Linked DNA regions of Homo sapiens: region 1 is linked to region 2. The links are chromatin contacts, found by Hi-C or POLR2A ChIA-PET in ENCODE. All regions are on one chromosome and are shown on one strand. Each heading gives the region's core, a stretch centred on a gene start or an enhancer-like site at or near the end of the contact. The rest is flanking DNA. Distances are from core to core; before and after follow the strand shown. Region 1 has its middle 34 kb from the start of STIM2-AS1. Region 2 holds the start of SEL1L3 (SEL1L family member 3).

Region 1 (2,700 bases), core at 131-2,630, 960 kb after region 2:
TTTCTTTCAGGAGTAACTAGGTATATAAGGGCATGCCTCATTAGTCAGTAATTTTTATTTTTTCAATGACATTTTCTTTAATTTTTCAACATTAAGAAAAAAATCCAGGCCATAGTGAATGTAGTTTGGTTGGAAACACTCATTGTTCACTGTTTTGAAGATTTGCTGCCAATTTTCTCTATCAGTGACCTGCCACAAATTAGTTAAGTAGCATGATCTGAGAGGTGCTATTGTGTGGTTATACTAGTTAAGTAAAAGGGGTTTGGAGCCAGACTTTTGGGTGCAACTCCCAGCCCTACCACTTAGTTGTGTGACATCAGAAAAATTACTTAAAAATCTCTGTGCCTCATTTTTCTCAACTGTAAAACAGGGTTAATAGTATCTCCTTCATAGAATTGTTATAATATCAGTAGGATGAATAAGGCCATTGAAACAGGGCCTGGTCCAAGTTAAGCCTGCAATAAACATTAACTATTAGTAATGGCATATGAAAATAGCTAAGCTGGCCGGGCATGGTGGCTCACGCCTGTAATCCCAGCAGTTTGGGAGGCTTAGGCGGGCGAATCATTTGAGGTCAGGAGTTCAAGACCAACCTGGGCAACATGGCGAAACCCCATCTCTACTAAAAATACAAAAATTAGCCAGGCTTGGTGGCATGCACCTGTAATCCCAGCTACACAGGAGGCTGAGACAGGAGAATTGCTTGAACCCAGGAGGCAGAAGTTGCAGTGAGCTGAGATCGTGCCATTGCACTCCAGCCTTGGTGACAGAAAGAGACCTTGTCTCAAAAATAAAAAGTGAAAAAAAAATTCAAAGATCATATTTTTGTAATAAAAGAACAATTTAATTCCCACTGCACATAGGACTTCGCATTCTGCCTGCCCATTGTTTAACTCTAGTATCAGGGAATTCCTGCCCAGCTGCTGGATACATATTCAGTGACAGCAATAATCATGAATAGAAGGATATTTCAAACAGTTTAAAGTTGATTTATATTTGTGCCCTTACTGTCTGCTCATAGTAGGTGAACATTATTTAGAGGGGGGAAAAATAAGTGTCATTATTACTAAGTTTTAAATTCTAAACAAAGAGATCATTCTTATTAAGATATTAGAGCTGTTACAAACATAAAATGCTTCTCATCTCTCTCCAATATACCTTTCAAAATTCTCTCTTTGAAAATCATTGTTATAGATGATGTCCGCGTGTATTTTGTTAGATTGAGTTTAGATCAATATTCCACAACCCTAACAATGAATAGAGTCCAGTAAAGTTTGGCCTAATGGCATTTCAAGGTCTATAACTGTTGGCGAGCAGGAAAGACTACTGTTTTAACTTCATGAGGGTTACTGCCCCGGTGGCGGGTGGATGTTTATAATGGTTCCGGGTGTGGGTGGTGACGTAGATTCAGAGCATGGAGGAAAGTGAAGTGCTATTAGCAATAAAAGATAAACCCTTCCAGAAATAATAACTGTTATGAAACCGGAAAGAACCTCCCAGCCGTGCAGTTCAACCCCCTACTGAGATATGAGGCGAGGCAAGTCTCTCCCCTAAACTGGTTACATAATATTTTTTTCCTCAGGAGGTTTCACTACCTCTTTTATAAACTGTTAATGTGTTTATTGAATCGTATCATGGAGAAAGGAAACTAATGATTAACTTTTAACCATGATAGCTTGGCCTTGCCATGATACTTCTGGTGAACTGATGGAGACTGCTCTTCCATAGCCTTTCCTGGCTCCTTAACACAAATTCAATCACAGTAAGTGGCAAATGCTTATAAAGATGGAAAACACTTTATTTTCATCTTCACTTAATTAAAACAGCCAACTTTAAAGGTATTACTGTTTCAGGAATCTCTCTTCTTCATCACCAAATCTATCCTTTGGGTCAAAATCATCAGGCATTGGCAGGCACAGTGACTCACGCCTGCAATCCAATCATTTTGGGAGGCCAAGGGAGGCAGATCACTTGAGGCCAGGAGTTCAAGACCAGCCTGGCCAACATGGAGAAACCTCGTCTCTACTAAAATACAAAAATTAGTCAGGCATGGTGGCAGACGCCTGCAGTTCCAACTACGCAGGAGGCTGAGGCATGAGAATTGCTTGAATCTCGGAGGCAGAGGTTGCAGTGAGCCAAGATTGCACTACTGCACTCCAGCCTGGGCGAGAGAGCAAGACTGTCTCAAAACAAAACAAAACAAAATCAGGCTGGCACTCACCTACTCAGCCCTAACTTCAAGCAAATGTTTTTGAGGATGGAACCAATTTATTAGAGCTTTCTTTTTTTGTTTTTTGTTTTGTTTTTTTTTTTTTGATAGGGTCTTGCGATGACACTCAGGCTAGAATGCAGTGCCTATTTACAGGTGCAATAATGCACACTGCAGCCTCGAACTCCTGGGCTCAAGCAATCCTTCTGCCTCAGCTTCCTGGGTAGGTGTGAATACAGGCATGTGTGCCGCTGTGCCCAGCTATTTTATTAGGCTTTGAGATTAACGTAGGCCACCTGACAAATCCATATCTGAAAATACTTAAAATAGCTTTGAAATGGTTCCTCTAAGATCTCGTTTGGCAGATGCTTTGACAGCTATGGGGTTAAAGGGTAGATGGAAACTGTCCAGAACCGCCAGTCAGAACTCCCCAGCTCTGGCCCTGACTCTGGCTTTCCTTAGGCGTGTAGTCCCCAGGAGGCTTATGAAGT
Region 2 (2,841 bases), core at 198-2,697:
TCCTAAGCAGTTTTTAGCTTCCAAAAAGAAAGACTCCAAATAATGACAATGCCACATAAGTGAAATGAATTCTGGACAATGACACTGCTCTTTTTTTTTTTTTTTTTGGCATTCTGTGAATTTCCTATTACATCAGTTTCATGATTCAGCATTTTCCATTTCATTTATTTACAGTAATATATGGCGAGATAACCCAAGGTTTCTGCAGGATTGTGGAACATAAGTTACTCTGGGCAGGAAGGGTGTCGCCTTCTGTAAATTTACTATTGTTTAGGAGAACTCAAAACAGAAGCAAGCAAGCCCTCAAAGGAACTGAGAAAATTTCTCCCCACTTTGTTCTGAGGGGTCTCAGCTACTCTGGTATTTAAAATAAATGGGTTTTGAAAAATAGGTTACTGCCCTTTAGTTGATGACTAAAACAGAAGCCAAGAAGTGTGCAAATTGCAAACTGACATGCATGAGCCAAACATATTCTCTGAAATGACAATGTTCAAGACGCAGCTAAAGTCACCACTCTGGCGGTAAGCGTGTTACAGAGAACTAGATTTCTTTCCGGCATCCGCAACTTGGCTGGAGTGACCAAGGAGGAGTTGAAGAGCGCTGGAGATGCGAGGTGCGTTGGCAGAAAACTGTCCGGGCCGGGAGGACCCGGTGGAAACTAAAAGGAGGGTCGACGCGGGTGGCGGGCGCCGAGAGTAAGAGGCGAAGTTGGGCACGGGAAGGAAAGGAGCTGCGAGAAGATTGAGAGGGAAGCCCAGGAGGGGTGGGGGGTTGGGGGGTGCTGGAGACTGCGCGCGGCGGGGCGGGGAGCGAACTCCGGGCGGCGAGGCTCCCGGGTGGAGTCGAGGACAAGAAGGGGTCTCGAGGGTAACCCGACCCGGGTCTAGAGAGAGTCCAGGAGGGAAAGGAATGAGCACGAGCGAGAGAGCAGCTTGGCAAGTCCGGTCCAAGCGCCCCTCTCCACGCCCGGGGTACCTATCCCAGGTGCCGGGAACGCCCGGGGCGCAGCGACGAGGAAGAGAGAAAACTAGCAGCGGCGTCCCCGCCCCGCGTGGCGGGTGTCCCCGGCCGCCCCCACCCGCGTCCCCGGGGCCCCGCGCGGAGGGGAAGACCCGGGCAGGGTCCGGCGCTCACCAGGTAGCAGAGCAGGAGCAGCGCGCAGGCAGAGCGGCCGCCGAGGCCCTGGGGGACGCCGCCACTCGGGACCATGGCTGCGGCCCGGGGGCCGACCGCGAGCGGCGGGGGTTGCTGCTGCTGCTGCCGCGGCCACCCGAGCCCCGCGCCGCGCCGCTGCATGGCGAGGCCGCCCGGATCCGGGCCGGAACAGGTCACCTGGTGCAGGGACCGGCCCCCGCCCGAGGCGCCACCTTCCCGCCCGCCCCCGGCCGGGCCGGCCGCCGCGCGCGGGGCCACCTGCCGCCACCTCCGGACCCGCCGCCGCCGCCACTGCCGCTCCCGCCGTCGCCGCCCCCGCAGCCCCAGCCGAGCGCCGGCTCCTCCCCGCCTCCCCGTCCCCGTCCCCTCCCTCCCCTCTGCCTCCCTGCCCAGCCCTCCTCCCGGCCGCTCCCTCTGGCCCCCGGGCTTCCACCCCTCGGAGCAGCGGGCGCCCACGCAGGTGGGCACCGACCCGGGTCCCGCCCCTTGGCCGCCGCCACCCCCCGCCCGGGTCGCTGGGCCCCGGCGCACCCCCCTTTCCCTTTCTCTCTGCTCCTCCCCCGCCCCCCTTCCGCGCTCCTGCTCTCTGCGATCCCCCTCCTCTCCCTCCGGCTCCCTCTTCCTTCTCCCCTCGCGCTCCCAAACCCCCTCTCTTTTTCACTTTCTCCTTTTCCTCCCTTTCCTCTTTCTCCCTTCCCATCCTCTTCCTCGCTTCCGCATTCTTCCTCTCCCACCCACCCCTTTTGCGGGTCGCACAGACCAGTTCCCGCCCGTGCAATGGGTTTTTGTCTGGTTGCTTTTTTGGCCGGGGCGCCATTCCCGCAGGGCGCAGGGCGAGTGTGCCCCCTGGAGTTGTGCCGCGCAGCTGCCCGGCTCCCAGGCCTTCAGGATGGATTTTGACCCCTGCCAACCTCCACCTGTCCACCTGCGGGGTTGGGACTGCCTCCTTGCTGGCATGTTTGCAGCCGGGCTGCGCCCCACCCTGCCGGCTGGTTCGCGGCACGTTCTGGATGTTTCCCGAGGGTTTTGTGTGGTGCCGCCGCCACCGCCACCACTGCGCTCTTTGTTTTAATTGTCCAGAGTATTGGCACCCAGGACGGGTTTGTATTTGATTTGCATCCCTGTGCTCCGGCTTCCACTTTGGACTGAGAAAAAAATGAATTAATTAGGTCAATACAGTAATACTGGAGCCCCAAATGAAAGGGGTGAGGCCCTGGAAGTGCGCAAACAGCTTTTTAAAAAACCAGGACACATCCTCGGCCTTGGGGACGCAGGTTGAGACTGGCTGCTCTCCGACCCGGGTTCTGCGGCCTGGCGGGGAGGGGCCTCCGGCCGGCGGGACCACCAGCTCGCCGCCGGCCTTGGCTTTCAGGGAAGCGCTTGGCTGTGTCTAGCGGCTCCGACAACTATCTGGGCCCGCAGCTGCTGCTCTGAAACAGTTAATCCACCTTCCAAAGTTCGCAGAAGCTTCCCTTTAGCACTGGTAGATTTGTGCGGATTGGAACTAATAATAGCCTGGGAGCCTGAGAGGCCACAGCCCTTTCCCTGTGCCACGAGCATAGGTCAAGTCACAACAGACGTCGGGGAGAGGCTGGTGGTGAGACGGGGTGCCCGGGATGGTTTGACGGGCGTGGACGCGCCCTCAGCTGCTTCAGTACAGGCCTGGCCACACCAGGCATGGTGGCT

What was found. A loop is a pair of places that touch in the nucleus more often than their neighbours do. ChIA-PET counts read pairs that join two places held with the same protein, here RNA polymerase II (POLR2A). Pooled maps may share reads with other maps.
Region 1: a map of OCI-LY7 shows a loop between it and region 2 (8-fold over the local background). The contact joins the enhancer-like site here to the promoter of SEL1L3 in region 2. A Hi-C loop is called at or near these places in 2 of 168 maps with a recorded cell type or tissue (OCI-LY7 and Ramos), 8 of 37 single-sample maps with no recorded cell type and 4 of 50 pooled maps. POLR2A ChIA-PET finds 5 or more read pairs at or near these places in 1 of 52 experiments (OCI-LY7).

What each region holds. Positions count from the first base shown.
Region 1 is chr4:26,825,416-26,828,115 of GRCh38, forward strand. It overlaps a transcript of TBC1D19 not described here. Among named protein-coding and RNA genes, the nearest start is that of STIM2-AS1, 34 kb to the right of the region's middle. Within about 2 kb of position 1,381, at least 8 of the 41 ENCODE cell types and tissues checked have a DNase peak (open chromatin) inside an H3K27ac peak, as active enhancers do; they include OCI-LY7, where a contact is called at or near this core.
Region 2 is chr4:25,861,541-25,864,381 of GRCh38, forward strand. SEL1L3 (SEL1L family member 3) reads right to left here and starts at 1,448. Exons shown (of 24, transcript NM_015187.5): 1 at 1,135-1,448. The coding sequence starts at 1,296. It overlaps LOC102723733 (a long non-coding RNA gene), which reads left to right. Exons shown (of 2, transcript XR_427503.5): 1 at 1-613. RefSeq lists silencers at 447-741, 1,012-1,471, 1,522-1,681.